Linked DNA regions of Homo sapiens: region 2 is linked to region 1. Evidence: read pairs that join two places in POLR2A ChIA-PET (ENCODE). Cell type or tissue: A673. All regions are shown on one strand. Each heading gives the region's core, and the rest is flanking DNA. Links, peaks and the distances in the headings are about the cores only. Region 1 overlaps RERE (arginine-glutamic acid dipeptide repeats). Region 2 overlaps RERE (arginine-glutamic acid dipeptide repeats).

Region 1 (15,607 bases), core at 4,149-12,148:
CTGGCATTGTGTGTGCGCGCGCCCGCGGCGGCGGCCAGCAGGGGTGCGCGCGGAGCGGGCTGGGCTCCAGCCCGGGTTTTGCCGGCCGCCGCCGTCGCGGGGAGTCTGCTCTTTCTCTCCCGGCGTCTGGGTCACCGGCATGTGGCAGTGCTGGCCCGGCCTCCCGGGCTGAAGGAGTGCGAGCTGAGTGCCGCGGCCGTGGGCAGCAGGCTCGGGCCAGGGCGGCCGCCTCCCTAGCCGCGGGCGGGGCCCCGCGCGGCCACCGCCTCCCGGAGCCGCCAAGCCGCCGGGACCTGCGCCCGCGCCGCGGTGCCCTGCGGCCGCTCAGGCCTCCTTTTGTTTTAGCAAGTGCACTTCACTCCCCGGGCCCCCACCTGCCCGCCTGCGCCGCCCCTTTCCGCGGGTCCGGAGTTGGCGGGGCCCTGCGCCGGAGGAGGAGGACCAGGCCCGCGGGCTCAGCTCTCGCCGCCAGCGGGCCGCAGGCAAGTGGCCGGCGGCCTCGTGCGTCGAGGGGGACGCGAATCTCGGGCCAGAAAGTTGGACAAGTGCGGGCGGGGGGCTCGGGGTGGGTGCACGGAGTGTTCCAGCCGACCCTAGAAAGATGGAACTCGGGTGTTCCTAAGAATGATGATGGCTTTCCAGGAACGGGGAGTCAGTATTTGCCGTGTCCCATTGCATTTCTGTTGGGCTCACTAGTTTTTAAGTAGCCCCAAACTCTTGAAATCTCAGTTAATTAAATCGAACAGAAAACATTTTTTTGAGGGGGGAGAGAAAACACTATTTAAAAATACATGTATATGTATATATTTTTATTTTTTTCTTCTGAAAGGAAAGTGCTTTTGAAGCCGAGTATAATGCAGAAGTCGCTCTTTGATCAGAAACTTCATTGCTTTACTGTGGAATAAACAAGTTTAAAAATAAAATGAATTTGATGGACTTGATTTGAGGCTACTTAAGTGACAAATGAAATTTTCTTCTTGGACCGAACTACTGTTATTTTGCCAGAGTAGCTAAAATGCGGAGGTACTCTTGACGATTGTTTTACGTTTAAATTGTTAAAAGAATTTTTTAGTGTGGGATGCTGTCTTCCTTGTTTCTCCTCTCTTGTTTACTCAACTCTTGTTTTCTGAAACTGTAGGGAGACCTGCTTGACCACTTTTTGTTTGCTGAGAAGGAAACTCCTGTAATAGGTTACTTTGTTTTACTTGCAGCCCTTAAGCGTCCCTGGCGCACATGTGCCCCGCGCTCTGTGGGCATTGTTTGGCTGGAGGCCTCTCAGCCACACGGAAAATCTAAAAAATGGTCTGTGAATGAACACGGGTGTCTACAGAGAAATTCCATTTTCCCTTTGTGCCTCTGTGTTTTAAGATTGAGACACTGAGTAAAAGTTGAGAACAGATTTAACAAAGTCCTCACAATTCTGTGCCAAAATTACTGTTTTGAGTTCTGGCTTTTTTTTTTTTTTCCTCTTTCTGGAAACTCCAAATTTAAAGTAGACATGATTTGAAACCTTACAGATGGGAACAATATCCCATGTAAGCACGTTGATCTGTGGGCAATTATTTCCAGAAGCACAACCAACTCTACATTTTTATGCATGTGTTAGACTTGGGCTCTGAGAGGCAGTTGCCTTTCTGAATATTTACATTGCCTAGTAAATTACACAAGGCAGATTTTTAGATGCTTAACAGCAGCTTCACAATAGTGTGGGGGCAGCAGAGTTGAGCTTGTATTTTTTTTTTCTAACTCTGTAATTTAGTAGTGTTTAAACTATTTTATAAAGATCCCTGGGACCAGTGAAAGATGGTTTTTCAGTCCAGAGCAGTTGAGCGCTCATTGTACTCCGGCAGGCGCTGGCGCTTGGCAGGCTGCACTTGAAATGTTATTTGATCTGGTTGCATGATAGAATTGACCAAGATTACACTTTTTCCCTCCCCGTGGCTGATGAAAGCAATGCATCTGCGAGAAGTGTTCAATAACATATTTAAAGACTTAACCCACATTCATTCACTCTAAGATTTCCAGAAAAAGGCCGTTTAGATTTTTGTCTTGTTTTGTGGTTTTTGCATTTATGAATTGAGGCAAGAGCTGACGTAATGTAGCTGTACCACTTCCTTTGTGTGTGTGTTTTTATAGCGTATAGGATATGTTACAATCTACATGGTTGTGATTATTTTTGAAATGCCTGAGAGAGGGAGGGAGGGAGTGTGTGCGTGTGTGTGTGTGTGTGTGTGTGTGTGTGTGTGTGTATTCCCCTCACCCCCATCCCGGTGCCTTCAGCTATATGGCAATTCATTTTTTACATTGTAGGTTAGGGGAGGGAAGACTGTGATGGTAAACCCCATCAACGTATCAGTAAGGCTCAGTGAATTGCCTGTGTGTGATGCAGACTAGCTTTTCATTTTAACTAGTGCAACTGTGTACAGCTGTTAGGTCAGAATGCATTGGCTGCTCCTACAGGGTAGTTTTATCTTACACTGAAGGTTTTATGGACTTGACTGGTTGTGTTTCTTAATCCCTCTCCCATGCCACCGTGCTTGCTTTTAAGCAAGTGATAGAACAAGACAAGCTTTTGTTTACTTATTTAATAGTTGACTTGTGAGAGATTTATTTTTGATTTTGAGGAAATTGGTAAACCATGTAACTTATTAGTAGGTATTATATTTACCATGCTTTTCCAAGGCCAAAGGGTTTTGCTTGCTATTGTGTAGGCTGAGAAGCCGATGGAGCCATCCATTTTATAATGACATAGGAAGCCAATATTTTGTGTAAAAATCAACAATGAAAAATGGGTTCTTTGTTAACTAGTCTAGGATTAGTTTGTAAAACTCAAGCAGAAATAAATGTTGGCATCATTGGAGATAAGGTGGCTAGAATGTTTCCCCCTTGTCTCTTACCTCTCGTTACATTGTACAAAAGGACTTGAGCAACCCATTGACCAACAGCAGTTTGGCCATGGGCTGGGTGGCACATAGAAGCTTTTAGACGTGTCTGCTCAGGGGCATGTGTGGCCAACTTGATATTTTATAGTGTTATTGTTTCAAGTTATTAGAAAGTATTTATGAGTAGATTTGAGTCTTTTCAGGCTTTTCAGGCTGTAACATAGATTGTAATGTGACTGACATGGGTTCTCAGTGGTCTGGTCTCTTTACTGTCTGCTTTCCTGTTGAGTAGATACTACTGTCCAGAGCTGTTATTATCTACTGCATTTATTTTTATTTTTATTTTTTTTGAGTTGGAGTCTCACTCTGTCACCCAGGCTGGAGTGCAATGGCATGGTCTCGGCTCACTGCAGCCTCCGTCTCCCGGGTTCAAGTGATTCTCCAGCCTCAGCCTCCTGAGTAGCTGGGACTACAAGCGTGTGCCACCACGCCTGGCTAATTTTTGTATTTTTAGTAGAGATGGGGTTTCACTATGTTGGCGAGGTTGGTCTCGAACTCCTGACCTTGTGATCCACTCGCCTCGGCCTCCCAAAGTGCTGGTATTACAGGCATGAGCCACTGCGCCTGGGCTATCCATTGCATTTTTAAAAAGGAGCAAAAGTCGTAGAAACAAACTTGATTGAAATCTGTTTATGACTAAAGCTGATATTATAAATGTGGTACCTTTGTGTCAGAGGCCCAGTTTGCTGATAGAAGATGGGGGCTGAGGGTTGTTGGGGCGGAGTGGGATCTCGTGGGGGTGGCTGGGTAGAAAGAGAGCTTGTCTTAGACTAAGATACTTTTTAATTCATTGGAGAAATTGGTCCATCTTCAGACAACCTGGAATGAAGCAGTAGAGTGCAGTATTTTCTAGAAAACGTGATAATTTCATTGTAACTTATATAGAAAATGTTTTCTCTAATTAAAAGAAGTTAAAACATTCAGATTGGCAACAGACTGCTGAATCCAAGGAATAATGGAGGGAAGTAGGTATCCTACATCCAATTCAAACAGGTTATATCACAAGTTCATTTGTAAGTCTTTTTCCAGGTTGTTATCCAATTCCACATATTAATGATGATTGGGGTCTTAGACTTTCCCTCTAAAATCTAATTAATCCATGAAATAGTTGACATACTTAAATATTTGTAATAAAACAGAATAATGTTGATGCTTAGTCAATAGGAAAATTAGCATAATTTTACTCAATTTTTAATGTTATCATTGAACTCTGGTGTAATTCATTAATTTATTCAGTACAGCGTAGTGGTAAATAGTTAGGCTGTCTGAGTTTGAGTTCTATTCTTAGTTTACCACTTACTCACTGTGATACCTGGGGTAAGTTATTTAACCTCTGTGACTGTTTTCTCATACCAGAAAATAATGAGTCTACCTAGAGGGTTTACGAAATGCTTTAGGACCATGCTTAGCATGGGAAAACAGTGAATAGTTAACATAGTGAGCACTAATTATGTACTAGGTACTGTTTTAGTTGCTGAAGATACAAAAAAGATGAAGTCTCTGTTCTCATAGCATTTATTTTCCAGTGGAGGAGGACAAAACAAATAAAAATGAGCATGATGATTCGTGAAACTTACAAACATAATTTCTGAGCAGGTTAGTGAGCCATGATTGCACCACTGCACTCCAGCCAGAGTGACAGGGCAAGACCCTGTCTCATTGAAAAACAAAAAAGAAGAAAACATTTAATTTTAGAGTATTAATCAGAAGCTTCTTGTTAAGATAATAAGAATATAATGGGTAAGTATGGGAGATCATTATAAAAGTAAAGTGTTGGGGCCAGGTGCAGTGGCTCACGTCTGTAATCCTAGCATTTTGAGAGGCCCTATTGGGAAGATCTCGATCTCTGGAGTCCAGAAGTTCAAGACTAGCCTTGGCAACATAGCGAGACCCTGTCTCTATCTATTAAAAAAAATAAAAATAGAAAAAGTAAAGTATTTATGCTGTTAATGATTTGAAATAATCACTTGTTCTAAAGCTGAACAATTAGATTTGTTTCTCATATCTTGTTTTCCACAAGATGAATGAGCTTTTGTAGTTGTAGTTTTAAGAAAGGGTCCATTTATATGTGACTGGTGGGCTTCAAAGGAACAAAAGAGTGTAAATATACTGTGCATTTGAAAAATCGCTTAAGTCAAAAGCCTCCAGATGGTGTGTGCTGCTGTGTTCACAGCTGTATTTACCAGTAGCTCACCACATTATCTACCAATAATTTTAAAATAGCTGGGTAGAAACAGTGGTATATTCAGCAGTAGTGACTTGTGTGCCTTTTAATAAAATGACAGTGAAAGTACCTCCTTTTGCATGTTCTTCAGGATTTCTTAGTTGGGGCAGTTTATGTTTTGCACAAACAACCTGAGTTTACATACAGAAGCAGATAACCAAGTTATTTTTATGTGGTGGTCTCTCAGGAATGAGGCTGGGGAAATTCTGCCGATCTGTATCACTCAAAGATGTTTTTGTTTTACTCACCAGCTTTATAATTTTAAACATTTAAAAAATGTTAAATATAGGCTACTCTGCCTAAGGAATAGCCGTTCTTTATTCCTTTGCTTTCTTAATAAACTTGCTTTCACTTAAAATGTTAAATATATGTAATTGATAACTTATACATAAATAATATTATAAGGTGAGTCTTGTGTGATGACATTCTTTGGCATTACCAACAAAAAAAGACAGGCCTTTCAATACCCAGATCTACTCCCTAATATGAACTTTTTTTTTCTATTCCAAAGATTTAATACAAGTTCTTTTGGAAGGACTCAAAATTTTAAGTCTTATTATTTTTGGCCACAGACACTACTGTTCATTTGCTTAGTAAAGTGAATGGCTTGCATAAGTTACATGTAAAACATAGAAAAAGAGTTTAGAACATTATCCAGGAACTTTAGAAAGTTGTGTGTGGTAGGTTGGGTGTGGTGGCTCGCGCCTGTAATCCCAGCACTTTGGGAGGCCGAGGCGGCGGATCACGAGGTCAGGAGATCGAGACCGTCCTGGCTAACATGGTGAAAAACATTTTGTAAAAATACAAAAAATTAGCCGGGTGTGTTGGCGGGTGCCTGTAGTCCCAGCTACTCGGTAGGCGGAGGCAGGAGAATGACGTGAACCTGGGAGGCGGAGCTTGCAGTGAGCTGAGATCACGCCACTGCACTCCAGCCTGGGGGACAGAGTGAGACTCCGTCTCAAAAAAAAAAAAAAGTTGTGTGGGGGGGGTGTGGTTGGGGGAAGAAAGATACATGTGTATTTATTTATTAATTGATTAAATTATACAGAAAAACCTATATCTAGATTGAACATTTGAACAATTTTTTCTTTTTGTTTTTGCTGTTTATTTCTTACTGTTACCTTCTTTTTTGAGTGGTAGGAAAATGACGCAGACAAGTTTTCATCTTATGTGTATGTTTTTTGGCTATTTACCTAGGCAGCTTCCTTAGCCTGTGCTCTTTCCACAGATCATAATTCTTAACATAGGTTAGAGTAAATGTTCAGTAATGAAATATTCACCTTTCTCAATATGTTAGATGTTCATGGAAAGGACTCTTAACAGTATTTACTCTTAAGTGTGTTGGGTGCAGGAGCAATTTGAGTTTGGATCTTATTATTTTTTTCACTAGTACCTCCATTACATTTTATTTACTTTTTTTTTTTGATAATTTCAACTGTTTTTATTTTATTTTTTATTTTTGAGATGGAGTCTTGCTCTGTTGCCGAGGCTGGAGTGCAGTGGCGCAATCTCAGCTCTCTATAATCTCTGCCTCCTGGGTTCAAGCTATACTCCTGCCTCAGCCTCCTGAGTAGCTGGGACTACAGGCGCCTGCCACCATGCCCTGCTAATTTTTGTATTTTTAGTAGAGATGGGGTTTCACCGTGTTGGCCAGGCTGGTCTCGAACTCCTGACCTCAGGTAATCCACTCGCCTCAGCCTCCCAAAGTGCTGGGATTACAGGCGTGAACCACCGCGCCCAGCCTTGTTCGTTTATTTGTGAGAGTGTCTCACTCTGTTGCCTAGGCAGGAGTTCAGTGGCACAATCTCAGCTCATTGCAACCTCCACCTTGCGGGTGCAAGCGATTCTTTTGCCTCAGCCTCCTGAGTAGCTGGGACTACAGATGTGTGCCACCACACCTGGCTAATTTTTATCTTTTTAGTAGAGATGGGGTTTTACCATGTTGCCCTGGCTAGTCTCCCAACTCTTGAGCTCGGGTGATCTGCTCACCTCTGCCTCCCATAGTGCTGGGATTACAGACGCGAGCTACCGTACCCAGCCTGTACCACATTTTCTTTATCAGTCCATCATTGGTGGGTTCCTAGGTTGATTCCATGTCTTTGGTATTGTGTATAGCGCTGTGATGAACATACGAGTGCATGTGTATTTTTGGTAGAACGATTTAATTTCTTTTGCATGTATACCTGGTAATGGGAAATCTCCAAACTGCTTTCCACAGTGGCTGAACCAATTTATGTTCCCACCAACAGTGTATAACTGTTCCCTTTTATCCACAGCCTCACCAGTGTCTGTTGTTTTTTGGCTTTTTAATAATAGCCATTCTGACTGGCGTGAGACGATATTTCATTGTGGTTTTGATTTGCATCTCTCTGATGATGAATGATGTTAAACATTTTATCATATTTGTTGGCCACTTGTATGTCTTCTTTTGAGGAATGTCTGTTAATGCCTTTTGCTTAGTTTGTAATGGGGTTATTTGTTTTCTGCTTGTTGTATTGTTAAAGTTCCTTATAGATTCTGGGTATTAGACCTTTGTCAGATGCATGATATTTAAATATTTTCTGCTATTTTGTAGGTTGTCTGTTTACTTTGTTGACAGTTTTGTTTTTTTGAGTTGGAGTCTCACCCTGTTACCCAGACTGGAGTGCAGTGGCGTGATCTCAGCTCGCTGCAACCTCCACCTCCCAGGTTCAAGTGATTCTCTGCCTCAGCCTCCCAAGTAGCTGGGATTACAGGCGCTCACTACCATGCCTGGCTTTTTTTTTTTTTTTTTTTTTTTTTTTAGTAGAAATGGAGCTTCACCATGTTGTTCAGGCAGATCTCAAACTGCTGACCTCAGGTGATCCGCCCCCCTGGGCCTCCCAAAATGCTGGGATTATAGGCATGAGCTACCATGCCTGGCCCTTTGTTGATAGTTTCTTTTGCTGTGCAGAAGCTCTTTAGTTTAATTAGGTCCCAGTTGTCAATTTTTGTTTTTGTTGCAGTTGCTTTTGAGGACTTAGTCATAAATTATTTCCTAAAGCCAAGGGTCGGAATGGTGTTTTTTAGGTTTTCTTCTGGGATTTTTACAGTTTGTGGTCTTGCATTTAAATATTTAATCCACCTTGAGTTGATGTTTATATATGGGAAAAGGTAGCGGTCCAGTTCTGCATATGGCTAGCTAGCTATCCCAGCACCATTTTTTGAATAGGCAGTCCTTTACCCATTGCTTGTTTTTGTCAGCATTGTCAAAGATCAGATGGCTGTAGGTTTATGACTTTATTTGTAGGTTCTCTATTCTGTTTCATTGGTCTATGTGTCTGTTTTTGTACCTGTACCCTCCTGTTTTGATTACCGTAGCCTTATAGTATAGCTTGAAGTTGGATAATGTGATGCTGCCAGCATTCCCCCCCCCCCCTTAGGATTTCTTTGGCTCTTTGGGTACTTTTTTTGGTTTCATATGAATTTTAGAATTACTTTGTTTAATTCTGTGAAAAATGACATTAGTAGTTTGATAGGAATAGCATTAAATCTGTAGATTGCTTAGGAAAGTGTGGTCATTTTAATGATTCTTCCAATCTATGAGCATCAAATGTTTTTCCATTTGTGTCATCTGTCATTTCTTTTTTTTTTGAGATAGAGTCTCGCTTTGTCACCCAGCCGTGAATGCAGAGGTATGATCTTGGCTCATTTCAACCTCTGCCTCCCGGGTTTAAATGATTCTCCTGCCTCAGTCTCCCGAGTAGCTGGAACTACAGGCATGTGCCACCACGCCCGGCTAATTTTTGTATTTTTAGTAGAGATGGGGTTTCACCATATTGATCAGGCTGGTCTTGAATTCCTGACCTTGTGATCTGCCCGCCTCAACCTCCCAAAGTGCTTGGATTACAAGCGTGAGCCACCCCGCCCAGCCCACCTGTCATTTCTTCTAGCAGTGTGTTTTAGTTCTCTTTGCAGAGATTTTCCCCCTCCTTGGTTAGGTGTATTCCTAGTTATTTTCTTTCTTTATGGCTATTATAAATAGGATTGCATTCTGGATTGGCTCTCAGCTTCAACATTATTGGTGTATAGACATACTGCTGAGTTTTGTACATTGACTTTGTATCCTGAAACTTTTACTGAAGTTGTTTATTGTACCAGGAGTCTTTTGATGGCGTCTTCAGGGTTTTCTAGGTATAGAATCATATTGCCAGCAAAGAGCAGTAGCTTGACTTCTTCTTTTCCTGTTTGGATGCCTTTTATTTCTTTCTGTTGCCTGATTGCTCTGGCTAGCACTTCCTGGCTCTTTGAATGGAAAAGGAGAACTAAAAGTGCGGAAAATGTAAGGATTAAAGCAATCTGGCCTTTTTTTTTTTTTTTTTTGGGAAAGAAAATTGGTGTTGTTCAGTTTTGCTAACAGGCCTAACATTTAAGCATTTAGATAAGTAGCATTTTATTTTATATGGTAGATTAAAACATTAAAAAATTTTAAAACATTAAATCAGTAGACTAGTTTTTAGAATGGTTTTGGGTTTGCAGATAAATTGAGTAGAAAGTACAGAGTTCCCGCATCCCCCCTAACTCCCAGTTTCCCCTATTAACATCTTGAATTAGTTTGGTACATTGTTATTGTTGATGAGCCAATATTGATACATTATTTATAACTAAAGTCTATAGTGTATGTTAAGGTTCACTCTTGGTGTTATACATTCCATGGGTTTTGAAATGTTTCATAACATGCATCTACCATTACAATATCATATAGAAGAGTCTTTACTGCTCTAAACATGCCCTATGTTCTCCCTATTCATCCCTCCCTCTCTGCCCCCAAGCCCCTGGCCACCACTGATCTTTTTTAATATCTCCATAGGTTTGCTTTCCAGATGTCATATAACTGGACTCATACAGTATGTAGTCTTTTCAGATTGGTTTATTTCTCTTAGCAAAATGTACTTAAGGTTTCTCCATGTCTCTGTGAGCATGATAGCTCACTACTTTTTATCACTGATAATATTCCATCATGTAGCTGTGCTGAAGTTTATTTATCTGCTTACCTACCGAAGGACATCTGGATTGCTTCCAGGTTTTGGCAATGATGAATAAAGCTGCTTTAAGCATCTGTGTGCAGTTTTTTGTGGTGAGATAAGTTTTCAGCTCCTTTGAGTAAATATGAAGGTGTGTGATTTCTGTGTCCCATGGTAAGAGTATGTTTAGTTTTGTAAGAAACGGCCATGCTGTCTTGCGAGGTGTCTCTAGCATTTTGCATTCCCACAAGCAATGAATGAGAGTTTCTGTTGCTCCACATACTTGCTACCATTTGGTGTTGTCAGTGTAGTGGATTTTAGCCCTTCTTAGTTATTAAATTTTTTTTTTCATATAACTGCTCATTTCCGATGCCAGCTCTGTTACAGTTTTTATTTTTCTCTACTATTTGTCATGGAGCAGGAGAAACGAGGACCATAAATCTTATGCATTACATGTGCCTCATACTCTGTCTTGTAAGCGGAAAGCATAAACTTTAGATGTAAAAAGGAATAATACAATCTAATTAGATTTTTAAATGGGCATAATTCTGGTAGAGTGATAGGTTAGGGTTCATGTAAAATATGCTACACTAAGCCCTTTGTATTCTTGGCTTCTGTGTCCACGGATTTAATCAACTGTGGGGCAAAAATGTTTAGAAAAAAGCACAAATTAAAAAATATAGCGTTTATATTATATTAGGTATTATACGTAATCTAGAGATTCTTTTTAAAGTATACCGGGCCGAATACGGTGGCTCATGCCTGTAATCCCAGCACTTTGGGAGGCCTAGACGGGCAGATCACTTGAGATCAGGAGTTAGAGACCAGCCTGGCCATTATAGTGAAACCCTGTCTCTACTAAAAATACAAAAATATTAGCCAGATGTGGTGGTAGGCGCCTCTAGTCGCAGCTACTCGGGAGTCTGGGGCGGAAGAATCGCTTGAAATGGGAGGCAGAAGTTGCAGTGAGCTGAGATCACACCACTGCACTCCAGCCTGGGTGACACAGTGAGACTCCATCTCAAAAAAAAAGAAAAAAAAAAAGTATATGGGAGAATGTGAGTAGGTTATATGCAGATACTATACCGTTTTATATACGAGTGTCTGGATATTGGTATCTGTGGAGGTTCTGGAACCAGTTCCCCTTGGATACCGAGGGATGACCGTAGTATGAATTTGTTAGTGGTTCCATGTAAGTGTTATTTCCCCTCAGTTTCCCTGTGTTCTTCGTTTTCCAAAACATTTCATTTTATAAAACAAAGGGATGCTTTTCAGTTTTTAGAAATAAACCCATTCTGCTAAGGTCCTTATTTGCTAGATCTATGTAGAGTTAAATGTTTGTATTATTTTCTTTCTTTATTGAGGACCATTTATTTTAATGATCAAGGAACTCAGAAATGCAGAAGATTTGGTCCTGTCCTTGGAGCTTGTAATATATCCAGTAATAATTGCAGCAGTGCATATTCAGGGGCTTACTATGCAACAGGTACTGTGCACTTCTTAGAGGAGGTTAGAACTACTTCCAGGGTAAGCTAAGTTAGAGCGTTTGACTCTGCATTTATCCAGTACTAGCTACTTGTTGGAATTTAACATCAGCCTAATTGTGGCATATAAGTACCCAGTGCCTTGGTTGTTAAGATGATTTGGATAGGCTCTCCTGATGGTTATGTAGTTCATTAATTCTTGTTACAGGTCCTTAACTTTATTTTTATCAGGGACTTCTTTGAGTATTGGTGTAATATATGATCTTTCTCCCAGAACATAATTTGTGACTGTTTGAGTACATAAATTGCAGATGGTTTATGTAGCCTTTGAAGCCTATCCATGAACCCTCTCATTAAGAACTCCTATTCTGGTGAGCCCTAGATCTATGTTTGAATGACTAGGAAGGCTTTGCATTTCTTATTTTTGGCAGGTTTGCTTTACTTATATTGATTTGAGGCCATTGACTTGTGCGAACACTTGTGGAACAGTGTTTGTGTGTACTGAATGGTTTATAAAGGGGTTCCCAAGGCTGCTGTTGACCGTATTAAACTGCTTTCTTTATGAGGACATAGAGATAAACTTTTCTTAGCTCTTAGTACCAAAAAAAACCAGACCTTCTGAGCATGTGGTTTGTTTTCTAACTTACAGATTTAGAATCCTGTAACTCATCAAGTTTCCTTTGAGCCATTTGCTTGTAAAATTTTGGCCGGCCGGGCACGGTGGCTCATGCCTGTAATCCCAGCACTTTGGGAGGTGGAGGCGGGCAGATCACAAGGTCAAGAGATCGAGACCATCCTGGCCAACATGGTAAAACCCCGTCTGTACTAAAAATACAAAGATTAGCTGGGCGTGGTGGTGCGCGCCTATAGTCCCAGCTACTCAGGAGGCTGAGGCAGGAGAACTGCTTGAACCTGGGAGGCAGAGGTTGCAATAAGCCGAGATTGCACCACTGCATTCCAGCCTGGTGACAGAGCGAGACACCGTCTCAAAAATAAATAAATAAATAAATAAAAATAAAAAATAAACTAAAATTTTGGCCACATCTAACAAAAGGTACAAAATGAACATGAATACATACTTTTATGTAGCAGCTCATTCATGGTTTCATCTTTTAGATTCTCCTCCTCTTCTATTTTTTCCTTTGTTCCAAGGAAAAGAGAAGCAAATATTGTATAATTAAAAGTAAAGGCTTTGTAGCCTGTGTGACCCGTGAAACTAGGTGTGTGACCTAAGGAAACTATCCACAAAGGTAAATACTTAATACTTCTTAGCTATTATTCTCCACCAAATACCCTCATCTGTTCTTAAATTTTATTTTACATTGTCTAAATCTCAGTAAGCTACCTTCAGCCCCCTTTAAAGCCATCCTTTCAAACTATCTTTCTCTCTCGATACAAAGATTTAATTTCTGCCTAGAGACAATCAGTAAAGAAATTGTGTAGGCGAGTGCCGTGGACTGAATTGTATTGCCTCAAAATTCCTATGTTCAAGCCTTAGCTTTCCGTTCCCCAAGTGCTATAGTATTTGGAGGTGGAGCCTTTGGAAGGCAGTTAGGTTTAGATGAGATCCTGAGGGTGGGGCTCCTCATGATGTGATTAGTGTCCTTATAAGAAGAGGAAGAGAGACCAGAGATGACCAGTGCTCACTCTGACATGTAAGGACACAGCCCCAGAAGGTGGCCATTTGCAAGCTAGGAAGAGAGCCCTCATTGAGAAAGTGAATCTGCTGGCACCTTGATCTTGGACTTCTGAGACTCCGAAACTGCAAGCGATAAATTTTTGCTGTTTAAGCCACCCAGTCTGTGGTATTCTGTTATGGCGGACTAATACAGAGCATAAATTTTATACCTGCAGAAGATGATCAGTATGTTACTACAGAGACTGAGCTTTTTGAGAACGAAATGAGGATTATACTTCTCTTGGCAGAAGACTTTAGACCTACTGAACAGCCTTTACTGGCCTCTAGTTCCATCCTTACAGCTGCCTTCTGAAGGAGGCAGAACAGATGTTAGCCTCTCAGGTTACACAAAATGAGATGCAAGTGTAGGGCAGTTCATTGAGTTTCCCACATTTACAGTTTACATTTTGGAAGTGGCTAACTAAGCCTGTTAGTAGTTTTTTTTTTTTTTTTCCTGTATCCATTGCTCCTTCGATGGGCACCTTAATTTGTCAGTCTTATAATCGCTTTGCTTAGAAGAATATAACCTTTATTTTTAGTCCCTGTGGTGATTTGATTTTCAAGGTGAAGAACTCTCTCACTTCTCACATTCTGGCATGGGAACTGAAACTTCAGTGGGGAAATTATTGAATTATCTTTCCTGTCTCAGGGAAAAAATATGAATTCCTTGGCCTGCTGTTTAGATTTGAAGTATAAAATTTCTTTGAAGTGTCATAACTCTAAGAAATGTGATATTACCTGAATTAGTACTTGTGATATTGTATCCTTTCATTTTTATACAGGTATTGGTTTGTTACTCAGTCTTGCTGATGAATGTCTGTAATAGGATAGAGGAGTTATTTGTGGCTATCTACAACCAGAAAATTGCTGTTTATTTTAGTCAAAGTGATTTGAGTATGTCTTCATCAAAGGGATAAAGCAGGAATGCCAGAAACTATAAACTTTAGTCAACTAAAGAAGAAAAACAACCAAACCAAAGGCCAAAAACTCCATCCTTAATTCTGCCCTTCATTCTGAAAGAATTCTGAGTCTCTACAAAGTTTATATTCATAAGCTGTCAGAACATACTTAATTTGCTCCATTTTCCATTGAAATTTCAACAAAGAAACTAAAAAAAAAATCAAATTTTTACTTGATAAAACTATTTCTTTAGATTAAAAGCTTGGAATAGATTTTTAAAAAAGCTTTATTGAGAGAAAATTCCTATACGAGATAGCTCACTCATTTAAAAAGTATACAAATCAATGGTTTCCAGTATATAGCTGTTCCTTGACTTAAGATGGAGTTGTGTCCCAGGAAACCCATCCTAAGTTGAAAATACATGTCGAAAATGAATTTAATTCACCTAATCTACCAAAATCCATAGCTTAGCTTAGCCGATGTTACACATGCTCAGAACACTTGCATTAGCCTACAGTTGGGCAAAATCATCTAACATAAATCCTATTATATAAGAAAGTGTTGGATATCTCATGGTATATATGTATGAGTGGATGAATGGATGGACAAATGGACAGACAGATAGATGTTTTGCCCAGTGGCACGATCATAGCTCCCATGCTCAAGTTATCCTCCCACCTTAGCTTCTGGAGTAGCTGGGAGGCTACAGGTGTGTGCCACTATGCCTGGCTAATTTTTTAATTTTAATTTTAATTTTTTTTTTTTTGAGATGGAGTCTTACTCTTTTGCCCAGGCTGGAGTGCAGTGGTACAATTTTGGCTCACTGCAACCTCCACCTCCTGGGTTCAAGGGATTCTTCTGCCTCAGCCTCCCAAGTAGCTAGGATTACAATAGCAGGTGCTGCGCCCAGCTGATTTTTGTATTTTTAGTAGAGACGGGGTTTCACCATGTTACCCAGGCTGGTCTTCGACTCCTGAGTTCAGGTCATCCGCCTTTGCCTCCCAAAGTGTTGGGATTACAGGCATGAGCCACCATGCCTGGCCTTAAATTTTTTGTAGAGATAGGGGTCTCATGTTCTCCAGGCTCCTCTCAAACTCGTTGGTTCAAGCGATCCTCCTGACTTGGCCTTCCAAAGTGTTGAGATTATAGGCGTTAGTCGCTGTGCCCTGAACTGAAAGTGAAAAATGGAATAGTTGTGTGGTTACCTAGAGTATGTTTTCCACTGAATGCGTATCACTTTTGGACTGTTGTTAATTTGAAAAAATCGTATGTTAGACCCTCTTAAGTTGGGGACCATCTGTGTTCATAGAGTTGTGCAACCAGGACCATATTATTAGAAATAGATTTTTATATGGCAGTTCTTGGTGATTAATTGAATGCTGTTAGATAATCTTTTT
Region 2 (15,607 bases), core at 3,466-11,465, 97 kb after region 1:
GCTATAATCATGCCACTGTATTCCAGCCTGGGTGACAGAGTGAGACGCTGTCTCAAAAAAAAAAAAAAAAAGTTTGGTATTTAACACTTAAATTTGTTTTCTGCTGCCAGTAATGGAGATAATCTATTATCACTTTTTTTAGGGGTTTTTTTTTTTTTTTTTTTTTTTTTTGGAGATGGGGTCTTGCTCTGTTGCCCAGGATGGAGTGCAATGGCATGATTTTGGCATGATCACCTGCCTCCCGGATTCAGGTGATTCTCCTGCCTCAGCTTCCCAAGTAGCTGAGATTACAGTCACGTGCCACCACACCTGGCTAATTTTTGTATTTTTTGTAGAGATGGGGTTTTACCACATTGGCCAGGGTGGTCTCGAAGTCCTGACCTCAGGTGATCCACCCGCCTCAGCCTCCCAATCCAATCACCCTGGGATTACAGGGGTGAGCCACCGCACCCGTCCTTTAGTTACCTCTTAAAGTAAGTTGGGAAGGCCAGGCTCAGTGGCTCACATCTGTAATCCCAGCACTTTGGGAGGCTGAGGCAGGTGGATCACAAGGTCAGGAGATTGAGACCATACTGGATAACACGATGAAACCTCATCTCTACTAAAAATACAAAAAATTAGCAGGGCATGGTGGCATGTGCCTGTAGTCCCAGCTACTTGGGAGGCTGAAGCAGGAGAATTGCTTGAATCAGGGAGGTGGAGGTTGCAGTGAGATCATGCCATCGCACCCCAACCTGGGCGACAGAGCGAGACTCCGTCTTGCGGGAAAAAAAAGAAAAAAGTTGGGAAAGAGTTGATTTGTCCTGTTTTTCAAGGGAATAACTGTAGATTTCACTTTACTGAAATTAGTTAGAGACATTGTTATATTGACTGACAAGAGATTTCGTGGTACAATTTCCCACTGATCCATTAGGATTACAAAAAATTATCAGCTGTATGGGTGGCAAACACTTTTCTTCAGATTTTTCTTCAGTAAGATAAACCTCAATTCCAAGCATCACAGATTTTCTTGAAGCAGAAACTGTGCCTTACAAAAGTTTAGCACAGAAGCAGATGTTTTATGTAGTAGTGGAAGGGTTTAGAAATTGTTGTGTGGTCAGTTGTTTGGACTTCAGAATGCATTTCTCTATAAACATAAACAGGTTTTTTTTTGGCAAGTTCGTAAATGCTAGTTTGAATTTGTAATGTAGAGAAATACAGAAAGATCGTTCCTTTATTGCCCACCTTACAGATATGTGGACTTCCTTCCTTCCTTCCTTCCTTCCTTCCTTCCTTCCTTCCTTCCTTCCTTCCTCCCTCCCTCCCTCCCTCCCTCCCTTCCTTCCTTCCTTCCTTCCTTCTTTTTTTAAACTCCTCAGCTTGCTATTGACTGGTACCTCCTCTTCCCCCACAACAAAACAAAACTGAAAACCAGCCGACCTCCTCTGTGTGGAGATGGAGCTCTGCCTCTGCCCTCCTTTCAGAGGCCTCTGCCTCATCCTTTTCCATTTCCTATCCCACCTCTACCTCTTAACACGTCTCAGCCTGCTGTCTATTCTTTTTAGTTTTTGTTTTTAACTTTCTATTTGAAAATAATTTCAGACTTACAGAGAAGTTGAAAGAGTAGTTCAGGGAACTGCAGTATACCCTTCCCCCAGATCATGGAGGTAGTTAAAAAACCTCACGTTTTTACTGTTAAAATCATAGTATCGGTTTGAATCATGTTGGTTACCCATTGACTAGTTGTACGATCAGGTGACTTAATCTTTCAGAGTCCCACTGTCTTCACATGTAAGATGAGAATACTGATTCATTTGTTCCAGAGTCAAACCCAGGAATCCATACTCCTTTGAAGCACTTCTCAGGAGATTCTGATGGATGGCCAGCATTAGCAAATGAAGGCTTGTCCCCAACTCCAGTAACTAGTGTAAAAGTAGATCTGATCTTGTCCTTTGCAGCATGTGGAACTTCTTCTTTTTTCTTTTCTTTTTTTTTTTTTGAGACAGGGTCTCGCTTTGTCACCCACCTAGAGTACAGTGGCATGTTCAGGGCTCACTACAGCCTCGGCCTCTCTGTCTCAACCTCCTGAGTAGCTGGGACTACAGGCACGGGCCACCATGCCCTGCTAATTTTAAAATTTTTTGTAAAGACAGGGTCTCCTCCTTATGTTGCTTACGTTGAGGATGTGGAACTTCTGATGCAGTTCCAGGGTCTTTCATGTTTTTGAAACTTGAGTATGTTTACTTCAAAAATAGTTTTTGTGTTCTTCTATATTACTTAATTTCCTCCCTTCCCCAATACACAAATTAGGTATAATTTGTGTGCTTATATCCCTAATGCAGCTATAAAAGGCAGTTTATAAATTAATTTCAAACCAAACTACAAAACCAATAAAGTTCTGACTACCAACATTAATTTAATAGACTGGGCGATGATGTTGTGAAATAAGTAGCCGCTTGTGATGTAACTGTTACTGCTTCCTTATGGCCCATGTTCTTGGATGCTGGGATGGTGCCTGGTTTGTGTAGACGGCTGGATTCCTTGTAATGACTCGGTTTTCCTGTTGCTTTTCTTTCAGTTATTGCCACTCAGAAACCATCAGTGTAAATACAGCTTGCCATGAAGTGACTTTGCCTTTGTTTGGCATAAATGTGCCCTTGGCACATTGAGGCCATCTTGTTTATTTACCAGCTTGTGATAATTATGGTAGTACTACTTAGTTATATGTAAACTTAGAGCCAAAATCTTGTGCCTCTGAACTCTATTAATGAAGTTGTAAAACATGTAATTCCAAAAATGGATGTTAAAAATATTAAGGTATACATTGAAATGAAAAATAAAAGTGAGCCTCTCCTCTCCACCTCCCACTTCCAGTCATCTCTCGCTTCTGCCTGAGAGGCACTGTCAGCCAGCATCATTCTCACATCATGCCTCTGTACGTGTCTGTCCTCTTAGCTAGATTAAGAGAAGGGGCTGTGTTTCATTCACCTTTTTGTCCCCAGTGTCTGGAACAGCTCCTGGTTCAGAGAAATTGCCCCCTATCCATTGTATTGATAGTTTGTTTTAATTACAAGACAGAAAAGTCAGATTGATTTTTTTTTTAATCAGATGAAGAAATATTTCTTTTAAACCAATAAATTAAATGCATGGGACTGTTAACACAAAGGATAGCACTTAATACTGTCAAGAGAAAGATTGGCCAATACTAGCCAGAAAAATCTGCTGTGTGTAAGTTTTTTGGTTTTGTTTTTGTTTTTTAAAACGGAAGTGACTGTTGGGTGTCTCTCCACCTTGCTTTCTACCTCCCTTGTAAAGGAGAGGGGCACGAAACCAAACAAGTATTCCTGGCTATAGTTTTAGTAATTTTAGTGGGTAGACATCGGTATATAGCTCAAGTTTAGTTTTTTTTTTTTCTTTTTTTTTCCCCTGAACTATTGGAATTCTTATGGGCTTCTATAACTTATAAAACATATACATGCATATAAATTTTCCAGTGAACATAGCGTGAGGCTGTTTTATTATGTTTTCTTTTCCTTTTTTTTTTTTTGAGATGGAGTCTAACTCTTGTCACCAGGCTGGAGTGCAGTGGCGCAGTCTCAGCTCACTGCAGCGTTCACCTCCCAGGTTCAAGTGATTCTCCTGCCTCAGCCTCCCGAGTAGCTGGGACTACAGGCGCCCGCCACCACGCCTGGCTGATTTTTTTGTATTTTTAGTAGAGACGGGGTTTCACCATGTTGGCCAGGATGGTCTCGATCGCTTGACCTTGTAATCCACCCACTTCGGCCTCCCAAAGTGTTGGGATTACAGGCATGAGCCACCGCACCCAGACTGCTTTTCATTTCTTTATGTTTGGCCATTATGTAATGCTGATTTTTGGCCTTTCGAATTTTTATTAGAGAGAAGGGTACTGTGCTTTTACAACAGGTAAATGATTGCCACACAAAGGGTGCACTTTTGTTGTGAGGCTGCTGCCCTTGGTTGCAGCCTACAGACAGTGAAGTTTCTCTTCGATGCCTGATTAGAATGGAGAGCGCTGCTGCACTGCCATAGGGCCTTGTTAACGATGGATAGTTTGGATGGAAAGGCAGAAGGACCTAAAAAGGCAGCTGTCAAATGCCTTCGGTTCTCTCTAATAGAAGATGTGTGTCTGTGTGTGTGTTTGTGTGTGTGTGTGTGTGTGTGTGTGTGTGTGTGTGTGTGTTGACCTTGGACATGATGGCAGTTGGGATTAAGGTATCTCAATCCAAAGGATCATGGAAGGAAGATGTGTGTGTGTGTGTGTGTGTGTGTGTGTGTGTGTGTGTGTGTGTGGTGACCTTGGACATGAAGGCAGTTGGGATTAAGGTATCTCAATCCAAAGGATCATGGAAGGATGTTTGGGAATAACATCTTAAGGCAAATTACCAGCATAAATGATTGCTCCCACCTCCCACTCTCAAACAGTCTTGTCACCACAGTGACACCCACTGTCACGTGGTCTGTACCCCCCACTCCCTGGAAGGGGGTACTAATTATTCACAGCAACAGTGATAATGGATAGTAGGGTAGTGTAACTGGATTGGGGAACATTCCTCTCAGTGATGTAGTTTGATTTGTACTTGAATTAAAAAGTATTGGCTTGGCCAGGCATGGTGGCTCATCCCTGTAATCCCAGCACTTTGGGAGGCTGAGGAGGGTGGGTCACTGGAGGTCAGGAGTTGGAAACCAGCCTGGCCCACATGGTGAAACCCCATCTCTACTAAAAATACAAAACAGCCGGGCATGGTGGCGCACGCTAGTAATCCCAGCAACTTGGGAGGCTGAGGCAGGAGAACTGCTTGAACCCAGAAGGTGGAGGTTGCAGCAAGCCAAGATCACACCACTGCACTCCAACCTGGCTGACATAGCAAGACTCTGTCTCAAAAAAAAAAAAAAAAAAAAGTTTGGGAGACCGAGGCAGGCGGATCACAAGGTCAGGAGATAGAGACCATCTTGGCTAACACGGTGAAACCCCGTCTCTACTAAAAATACAAAAAATTAGCCGGGCATGGTGGCGGGCACCTGTAGTCCCAGCTACTCGGGAGGCTGAGGCAGGAGAATGGTGTGAACCCTGGAGGCGGAGCTTGCAGTGAGCCGAGATTGCACCACTGCACTCCAGCCTGGGTGACACAGCAAGATTCTGTCTCAAAAAAAAAAAAAAAAAAAAAAGTATTGGCTTGTTTTCAGTGTAATTTTTTCTGTGTTTTGAGTACTTTTTTAGTATTTAAAGATGCAGGGACACTTTTGAATTAATATTACTGCTAACTTTAGTATTTGGTTAATTTTCTCTGGAAGGTGGGGGACTTTCTGATCTTCCTATGTCAGGATAAGGAAATAATGACTGATTTCGCTATCACTTCCCCCTGGCTTTTTCTTTTGTTACTGGCATTGTCTTGGATATATTACAAATATCCACAGATGTCCAGAGAATTGGCACAGCTATTATTATGATTTTCAATCTGCTCTTAAGATACTGAGCAGATTTCTTAACAAACAAGTTGGAAATGCACAAAGATATCTGATGAATTGTTAAAAAATTCTTAAAGAAAAACAGCTGGCAAATGGTAATTGATAGATAGATGTGTTTAATCTGTAGGACTTGAAGTGCTGCTATGGTGTATTAGTCTGTTCTCAGGCCACTAATTAAGACATACGGAGACTGGGTGATTTTTATAAAGGAAAGAGGTTTAATGGACTCTCACAGTTCCATGTGGCTGGGTAGGCCTCACAATCATGGTGGAAGGCAAAGGAGAAGCAAAGGCACATCTTAAATGGTGGCAGACAAGAGAGTTTGTGCAGGGAAACTCCCATTTATGAAACCATCAGATGTTGTGAGACGTATTCTCTACCATGAGAACAGTGTGAGGGAAACCGCCGCCGTGATCCATTTATCTCCACCCAGCCCCCGTCCTTGGCACGTGGGCATTATTACAGTTCAAAGTCAGATTTGGGTGGGACACAGCCAACCATATAATATGGTTACTGTGGTTTAAGTAGGCAGACACATCTGTGAGACCAGGAGTTTCTCTACAAATGGATGAGGAATGGCACAGAATCCTAGGTGACAGTTTAAGGATTGCATGGCAGAAAAGGCTCTGTGATTAAATTCTCTGATGTTGTCACTGAGCTGTAAGGCTGGAGATAAGACTGTCTCCTTCTGCTGAAAATAAGAATCAATACTCACTCCTTGATGGGCTAAACTATTAAAAAGAGCCCTTCTTACAATGTTTCATTATCTGGGATTTGCCTCAGCTGGTGATTTGTTGGTGGCACAGGGAGATTTGTGAGGCATTTCATATTAAAATTAGTCAGTAGCCGGTGAATCCCTTTAGATAATTCTCTTCCGTTTTACAGTGCTCCTGAATAGATTTGTGATTTATTTTTGCCTAAGTAGCTTTGTGTTTTTTTGGAATTATTAAAAGAGGGTTGGACATCTATACACTTTTTTTAACCTTGTTTTTCCTCATATTCTCTGTGTTTAACAGTTTAGTATTGGCCTTAGCAAAAAACATCAAATATATTTGCGTGGTACATTGACCTGACACTTGATTAACACACGTTGAACTTGATGTTTTTCCCGTATGAAGGAAGTTATACAAGAAGTTGGCCTTGCTTTTTTCGTTGATTTTAACCGTGGACAGGGTTGGGGTTGTTAATTGTTAGGTGGCTGGTAGGATTTCAGCTCCTCGATTGAAAAAGAAAAACAGCCCATCTCGTGAACCTCAGTGACCAAAAGAAATGGTCACTGTGTCATTTGGGTGCTTGTTGTGTCTCATCCCAGTGTAGTGTGATGGCTAGGGAGCAAAGAGAAGGCGAGCCTCTGAGGGTGACCCCTGCCCCGCTGTCCGCCAGGCTGGGAGAAGTTCTGCAGGAGGTCCTGTCATGGGCAGTGCTTACTGGGCTTGTCAGTTGGAACAGCACAATTGCAGTCTGCTGGGGGATGTTTGCAGCCTTCTGCCTTCTGTCTAAGGAGAGTTAAGACTCTCTACTTCAGTGTTTTGAAGTCAGTGCTGTGGTATATTTACATTCTGCTGGTGGAGACAGTACTGTTCATGAAAGATTTTTTGGTTCAGCCTCAGGAAGAGTATGGGCAAAGCTGTGTTAGAAGACGTTGATCTCTGTAGCAAAACCATGAGGTGAGGCTAAAGAACAGTGTAATCTCACATTTCTGCTTCCCTGAAAAACTCATCAGATTTAAAAATCCTTTTCTCTGGCATGGAGGGGAGAGGGTTGAGTGGGAAGGGAGACTGATTAACAAAGGACAGAAAGAGACAGAGGTCTTTGAAATCCAGATGGTCGACTTCTAGTAACAGAGCATTGGATGTGGTTTCTGTGTGTGGAATCCAGCCCTGGTGGGTGTCCAGCTGCCATGAGAGGCTGTGGAGTGAGGGAGGACCGTCCTGGAAGAAACAGAGTCAGGTCTGGTTCCTGTGTGAGAGTCATTGGAGAGAACCGTGCTGCCTCAGAACGGTGCAACCCACCCAGCACCCAGCTCCGTGACGTTGCTTCTGCTGGAGGGCCGGGAATGCCCTTCACGTCCCACCTGTCACCTGCTGGAATCAGCGCCATCTTCTCATAGGTGGTTAACTGTTTTCTCTTCTCTCCAGTGTGTTCCTGGTTGGATGTTTCCTGTTTCCCCTACCAGATTCACAGCTCGTATGTTCGTTCCTGCTTAGTCCATGGGAGGGAGTCTGGGAGCAAGAGCGAGGTGGCAGTACAGCAGGCTGGCTTGCTGTACGCTTTATAATTCCAGCGAGGAAATCTTTCGAATACACACTTGCATTCTGTCACAGTAATGTGGAGAACACATCTAGGGTTTTCAGCTTGTTTTATTCAGCTGCCTGGAGTAGTTAAAATTTTTCTGAGCATATTGCTTCCCCCAACCCCATGAGGCGGGAAAGAGATGTTTAGAGACATATTTCTCTTTTAGGAAGAAATGCAGAACCACTGAGACCTGGACAACTGTTGGTCTTATTTTCTGCTTGGATGAGATACCTTCCTGCTATTTCTTAAGGAAATATAGTTATCCATCCTCACAGTCACAGCTGAATACCAGGCAGTTGGTTGAGTAGTGAGTTCTTCTGGAAGATGGACGGGAAAACTGTCAACAGGATTGATCATTAAAAAAAAAAAATCCAGTGAAATGTTTATTTAAAAAATTAATTGAACTCCCTTGCTTTTAGAGACTTGACTATTGTCCAGATCAGATCTTGTTTCGAGTGTGCACATTCATATATAACAGGGCTGTGAATCAGACTGGGAAAGCCTGTGCTGCAGACATTCTTCCCTCCCCATGACAGCAAACACAGGACAGGGGGTTCTTAGCACGTTGTCAGATAAATTCTTTTCTATCTGCGTGTTTTAATTATGGAATTTTAATGTTGATTTTCATTCTGTTTTCCAATCCCATATATTTTTTCCTTCTCATTGGCTTATTGTGTGGGTTATCATTTCAGTGACCTGGTTTGACAAGAGGCAACACAAATTTCTTTGAGAATTCAAATGTCCATTTAAAAATTAGCATCAGGGGCTGGGCACAGTGGCTCACACCTGTAATCCTGGCACTTTGGGAGGCTGAGGCAGCGGGTGGATTGCTTGAGTTCAGGAGTTCGAGACCAGCCTGGGCAACATGGCAAAACCCCGTCACTATAAATAATATAAAAATTAGCTGGGCATGGTGGCACACACCTCTAGTCCCAGCTGCTTAGGAGGCTGAGGCCAGAGGGATCAGTTGAACCTGGGATGCTGAGGCTGCAGTGAGCCACGATCACGCCACTGCGCTCTGGCCTGGGTGACAAAGGAAGTCCCTGTCTCAAAAAAAAAAAAAAATCAGCATCAGTACAAATTAAATGATTAAGCATTTGCTGTTTTAACTACATATGAGAGAGATAACCCAGTTAACTTTTCCTTTTATTGGCTCGTGCCCTGGGCATCTGTCATGTTAATGCTTTTGACCTTTCTTAAAGATTATTAAAGGTGAAATTTCTTGCAGGTCAGGGGGATTTGTACTTGAACACCACCAGGTACCTTGTGGCAGCGCTGTTTCCAAAGATAGACACGCTGTGTGGTAAATCTTTTCAGTTAATTCATTAGAGAAAATTGTTTTCTGGCCAGGTGTGTTAGCTCACACCTATAATCCCAGCACTTTGGGGAGTTGGAGATGGGAGGATCACTTGAGGCCAGGAGTTTGAGACCAGCCCTGGCAACTTAGCAAGACCTTGTCTCTACCAGAAAAAAAAAAAAAAAAGCCAGACATGGTAGCTTGTGGCTATAGTCCCAACTACTTGGGAGGCCACAGACAAGAGAATTGCTTGAGCATAGGAGGTCCAGGTTATAGTGAGCTTATGATTGTACTACTATACCCCAGCCTGGGTAACAGAGCAAGACCCTTAGTTAAATTAAAAGAGAGAGAGAAAGAGTAATTTATTTTCCTACAGACTAGGTTTGTCTGTAAGAGAAAATATCAGTGCAATTCACTGGATTTTAATGTCATATTCTGACTTGTGTCTGAGAAACTGATTGGAGATGGTTTGTATTTGGGTCAGCTTTTTAAAAGACAAATCTTATGTCTCATGAATTAAGACTACATGTGTATACACAGCAAAGTGTTTATGAGGCAGAAAGCTTGCTCCTACCAGTTTCTAGAGGAGAGCTATCCTGTTTTTTGCTGCTGCTCAGCCAGCTGATTCTGAACATTCTTACTATTGGTTATTTTTGTACTCAGGGACAGCAAGCTTTTCCTATTAGGGGCCAGATAGTTTTTTCAGTTTTATTTTCTGTATGGCAACTACTCAACTTAGCCATAGACAATTTGTAAACAAATGAGCATGACTGTGTAGCCGTGTTTCAGTGAAACTTTATTTTACTGAATCACTTTATTTCTAGTGGATCAGTAGAGTCCAGGTGGTGTCTGGACATGGCCTGTGGGCCTGTAGTTTGCTGAAGCCTGAGCTGGTATAAACTTTTGGGGATTAGTGCCCTGAAGGAGTCACTCCAAAACTTACTTGCTTTCTTCATTGTAGCCTTGTGCCTGTGTAAGGTTTGAGGGTCATTTGCAGAGTTAGTGGGAATTGCATTTCTTCTTTCCTATATTATTTGAGTTGATGCATCCTTTTTTAAAATATATCTATATCTCTACCAATACATCCCTCTAACCACTCCTCCTTCCATTAATTGTTTTTTGTATAGTGTACTAGTGGATAGGTATTGTAAGAACTCATTTTTACTAATGATCTTTAAGGATTTTTATAACATGTTTAAATGCTAGGAGCAATTAAATATTGCTTAAACATGCTTTTTCATCTTTTTTCTTTGGCAGTTTGTTTCTGAAGGGAAAATATGACAGGAAAATATGTACATAATAAAATACAATTAAAATAATACATTAAAATAAATACATAAAATACATAAATACATAAAAATAAATACATTAAAATAATACATAAAAATAAAACATTAATAATAAAATACATTAAAGTTTGTCTGAATTTTTCTTGTGTGTGTGTACTTTTTTTAATGTTGTAACAAAATATTCAGGACAACAGAAAAGTTTTTATTGGTATTTAATGATAAATATAACTTTTCTGTTTAATATTTAACAGTTAAGTATGGATATGGACAAATGCTTTAGCATTTTTTTTTTCAGATGAAATAAAATGGTTGATACCCACATAGGCAAAGAAATTTTACCCAAAGAAAAGTTAGTCCACAGTCACAGATAACATGGTAGATCCAAACCAGCAGCTTTTTTTTTTTTTTTTTGGACACGGTCTTGCTCTGTCACCTAGGCTGGAATGAGTGGTGTGATCATAGAGCACTGCAGCCTTAAGCTCCTGGGCTCAAGCGATCCTCCTGCCTCAGCCTTTTGAGTAGCTGGGACCACACAAGCACATGCCACCACACCTGGCTAATTTTGTAATGTTTTGTAGAGATGAAGTCTCACTATGTTGCCCAGGCTGGTATCAGGCTCCTGGCCTCAAATGATCCTCCTGCCTTGGCCTCCCAAGGCACTGGGATTAACAGGTGTGAGCCACTGTGCCTGGCCCCCGCAGCTTTTTAATAATATGCTTTTGCTCATCAGGGCCTCCTGGAAGTGAGTGGGGATGGCTCTCTGCCAACCTTCTTTACCATCAAAAGAATGGTTCAGAGCGCATCTGATTGCCAGTGATTCTCAGAAGTCTTATTTATGCTAAAGGATAATATGTTACTATTAACCATGACATTATTATTCAAACTGTCTTAAACATTATTATTTATTAATATATTGTATTTACATCTAGTATTAGTTGAGACTATATGTTATATGTAGAGGCTCAAATGTTGAGACTATATTGTAGTATTTGCTCATAGTTCACTTGCTATATTGCTGGCTAAATTATTATAAAAATTGTCTGTGGTTTCTGCGCCTCTGTCTACTTTCACAGATGCTTTGTTACCACTGTAAAATGCAGTACATTCTCACTGTAGCCATTAAATCTGATTTTATATTAACTAGTTGACTGTGACATTTTTGTTGTATCTTTCTACCCAGTGGCATACACATTTTATGTAGTTTGTTGTAAGTACACACCTCTGATCATTTACAGCGTATTTTATGTACAGTCGTGATGAGATGATTTCACTTCATGGAGAGGTGAGTTGTTTTGGAAAGGGTACCTAGCTGGCTTTTGTTTGCGGGTCTATACTTGCTGGCTGTGTTACTTTAGACAAGCTATTTAACCTTTTAGGACATTAGTTTCCATAGCTGTCAAACCAAAATAATACCCATGCTACATGCTTCATAGGGTTATTCTCATGTGAGAATAAAAAGCGATAATGTAGTGCTGTGACATTTTTGTAGTGGTCTGCAAAATGGGAGCGTCAGTTGTTGTTCGGATTGGCTGTTTATTATATAACCCCAAATCGTAGTTGTTTAAGATAAACATCTATGTTCTCATATAAAATGAGGTGTTTTCAGGGTGTGCTGCCCCGGGTTGGTAGAGTGACCTAAACCTCAGGTATCTAGTCTCCTCCTGTCTGCCCCGGTGCATGGTTTTCTTCTCAAGGTCTCGCCATGGTCCCAGATGGTGGCTGGAGCCACAGCCCCTAAAGTCCATGCTCTAGACCAGTGCTATTCAAATGGTGGCTCACCAATAGGACTGTTTGCTACCAGTCCACCAGGAGATGAATAGAGAAGCTGAAAGTATCTGTTTAGAAACTTTTCTAGCCGTTTAACATTGTAAAAATCACTGCTCTGCAGTGGATTGGGGGACACTGGTCCTCCATCCCAGCCAGGCAGCTGAAGGAGGGTGTATTAGTCTGTTCTCATGCTGCTAATAAAGCCATACCTGAGACTGGGTCATTTATAAAGGAAAGAGGTTTAATTGGCTCACAGTTGCACATGGCTGGGGAGGCCTCACAATCATGGCAAATAAGGAGGCAAATAAGGAGCAAAGTCATGTTTTACATGGTGGCAGGCAAGAGAACGTGTGCAGGGGAACTCCCCTTTATAAAACAATCAGATCTCATGAGACGTATTCACTATCACAAGAACAGCACACGAAAGACCCACCCCCATGATTCAGTCACCTCCCACTGGCTCTTTCCCACAACACATGGGAATTATGGGAGCTACAATTCAAGATGAGATTTGGGTGGGGACACAGCTGACCCTTATCAGAGGGGCACACAGCAAAAGCTATTTTAGGCCCATTCCAGAGCTTTTCCAGTAGCCGTGCCTAACAACTTTGGTTTACTGTGCTCCAGTAACGTAGGTGCTCTGTTATTATGGAAAATGGGGAGAATGGACGTTGAATGGGGAACAAGCACTCTCTGCCACAGTTGGACATGTCTGAAACCAGTCGCACCATTCAGCACAGAATGAGATCCACAAACAGCCCAGTTCCTGAGTAGTAATGACCCCAAGGTTGTAGCCATTTCTTGGGATTAGGAGAACTATTGCATATCTCAGATGGAAAAACATGTGAAGAATACCAAAACAGAGTAGAATGATAGAAGAGATTACATGGCGATTGTAGGTAAGAACAGTTTCAACACGTTTTACATGTATTTGTATTTTAATGATTTAGAACTAAATTTATGAATTGAATTTCTGTTCATTTTCTTAAACAAACATGGATTATCTCCACGCAAATATGATTAAGTTTGATTCTCCTAGGATAGGGTGTAAAAGTAGAACTCTGCGCAAAGATGACTTTTTTCTTTTGAGATGGGATCTCACTATGTTTCCCAGGCTAGTCTTGAATTCCTGGCCACAAGCATTCTTCTCACTTAGGCCTCCCAAAGTGCTGGAATTACTGGCGTGAACCACTGCACCAGCCAAAGATGGCTTTTAAAAGATTTTTTTTTAGGCTGGATGCAGTGGCTCATGCCTGTAATCCCAGCACTTTGGGAGGCCGAAGCGGGTGGATCACTAGAGCCCAGGAGTTTAAGATAAGCCTGGGCAACGTGGTGAAACCCGATCTCTACAAAAAAGTACAAAAATTAGCCGGGCATGGTGGTATGCACCTGTAGTCCCAGATACTTGGGAGGAAGAGGTAGGAGGATTGCTTGAGCCTGGGGAGGTCGAGACTGCAGTGAGCCAAGATTACAGCATCGCACTCCATCCAGCCTGGGTGACAGACAGAGACGGTGTCTTTAAAAAAGAAAAAAAAAGTACCTTTTGCTGGTTTGGAAGGGCAGGAGCCTGTTATGTCTTGCATGTAAATGCATTTAGGGTGGAAGTGTAGTAGGGAGGGTTTTAAAGACAAGTTGCTAAACATGAAATGGCCTGTGATTTAGTTAAATTGTTGATGTTTTCAGTTGTATTTCTTTGTTCCTTTTCATTGAGGAGGGAAGTACTGTAAAATGTCTTTACTGTGAAGGTACTACTTCACATTAGCATTACAGTGTTTTTTCCTTCTATAAAAATCTTTGTTTCCTTTCAGTGTGTTAAGCCAAAGTTTATTAAACCCTCACCTTACGTATCATTTTATAGTAGGCACCTTTAGAGGAAGGGATTAAATGAATGGTAGCAGCATCTTTAAGACAGGATCTGAGTTCTTTCCCTCAGCATGTGCAGATTTCTGTGGGAAGGGCAGGACATACGTTAGATGTGTTTCACAAGAAAGCAGTGCATTTGGCATAGTAAGTGTGAACTGCGAAGGAAGCATGCGTGATGGAACCTGTCAGTTGATAATGCTAAGGAGGAGAATTTGGAGTGAATTTGGAGTTGGCTTAGACAGGTTTGAAAAGGAGAGAAAAGTGGATTCTAGGTGTAGAAACTAGTACTCCTAAGTCTTCTTGGTTTAGCCAGGAGGCAACTGCTTCCTGGAGTTGTCGTCCTGTGGATAATTTCCAGTCACTAACTGGATTTGGATTGTGGGAACATGTTAGGGCAGGGTTCATTAGGTGGCTATATAGACAGTTTGCATTTTGCATTGAAAATAGGTGATGATACTTGGATTTTCATCTAATGGCATAAATTGGCTTTTCTTTTCTTTTTTTTTTTTTTAAAGCAAAAAGAGTGCTGATGGCCATTTGCAATTCACTGTCAATGGGTGGTCAAAAACAGCCAGTGGCTTCTGGGAGGGTCAAGATTTTTCTTGCTTTTACACCATCTTTCTCTTGACCATTCTTTTTGTACAATATATAACTTTTCTACTTGTTTTATCCCAGAAAAGCCTCTTCACATCAGTAAGTTATTTATAGAGAAAGGCGTTCCTTATCTGGCAGCTCAGGTGGTTTGATCTTTACTTTCTTGTTGCCCCGTGGAGGCTGGGACATGATGTAGTAGATCTGATGTCAGCGCCACAGAAATCTCTTGCAGCCTTCTCTTCAGAGTCTCAGTTGGAAGAGGTCTGCTGGCTTTCCTCTTTATAGTGAACACACATTTGGGAAGCTTGTGCTCAGTTCTTAACATCTGATATAGCCAAGTAACTTTTCAGTTGCTCCACACACTGATGGAATAATACAGTGCAGTCGGGATAGTTTGCAGACTCTTTCTACTCAGCAGTTCTTCAGCTGTTTCTAGAAAAAGAAACTGCTAGAGGATTCTGGGTGAGAGCAGGCGTGTGGTCCCTCAGAGGGAAGCAGCAGCTGTGAATCAGCGTGGCTGAGAAGGCTGCAAGAGTGGGAAGAAGTCAAGGAACCTCACAGGTAAGTGAAGGAAATGCAATTCAAGGACTAGATTTTCCAGAACAGCAAACAGACAGTGTGCCTGGAAGCCTTCGTATTTCGTAAGTGTGGACTAATTAAGATTTTTAAAATTTCAGGTTCCAATTTGGAAAGCTTAAAGGCATAGTTTGTATACTATTTCCAGCAGCATAGGTACCAGAATGAGAATACCAGAGGCACTAACTTGGCCTTTGAGGGAACATGACCGGTGGGCCGCACTGCATTTCCATTTGTTCCCAGGGCATCTCTGGCCTTCAGCTGAAGTCTCTGCAGTTTCATAAAATTTGTTTCCTGAGTTAATTTACCTCCCCAAATGGAATTTAAGCCTCTTGAGGGAGAAAACAGTTTTAAACATTTCTGACATTCTCTGTGGTCCATAGTACTGTTGAGTGTGGATTGTGGACTCTTTTTGATTTGATGGCTTTGTGCTGTATCCCTGAGTGGTTGACTCATTTTT

What was found. Peaks named below come from ENCODE experiments on the same cell type or tissue, not always from the same donor. Only the 100,000 strongest peaks of a DNase experiment are listed, where the experiment ranks them.
Region 2: POLR2A ChIA-PET joins it to region 1 with 11 read pairs; 6 of 35 experiments call an interaction of 5 or more read pairs at or near these places.

The regions. Positions count from the first base shown.
Region 1 is chr1:8,687,930-8,703,536 of GRCh38, reverse strand. The region is part of intron 1 of RERE (arginine-glutamic acid dipeptide repeats); the gene reads left to right. Among named protein-coding and RNA genes, the nearest start is that of RERE, 120 kb to the left of the region's middle. RefSeq lists silencers at 1-503, 2,219-2,318, 10,073-10,367 and an enhancer at 12,358-12,858. In A673, for the core only: no CTCF peak of the experiment used is centred there; no DNase peak of the experiment used is centred there; H3K27ac peaks cover 728 bases.
Region 2 is chr1:8,590,310-8,605,916 of GRCh38, reverse strand. All of the region lies in intron 4 of RERE (arginine-glutamic acid dipeptide repeats), which reads left to right. Among named protein-coding and RNA genes, the nearest start is that of SNORD128, 100 kb to the right of the region's middle. RefSeq lists enhancers at 1,388-1,527, 1,838-1,937, 6,986-7,485. In A673, for the core only: CTCF peaks have their summits at 7,472 and 7,679; DNase peaks (open chromatin) are centred at 6,216 and 7,686; H3K4me3 peaks cover 1,455 bases; H3K27ac peaks cover 7,497 bases.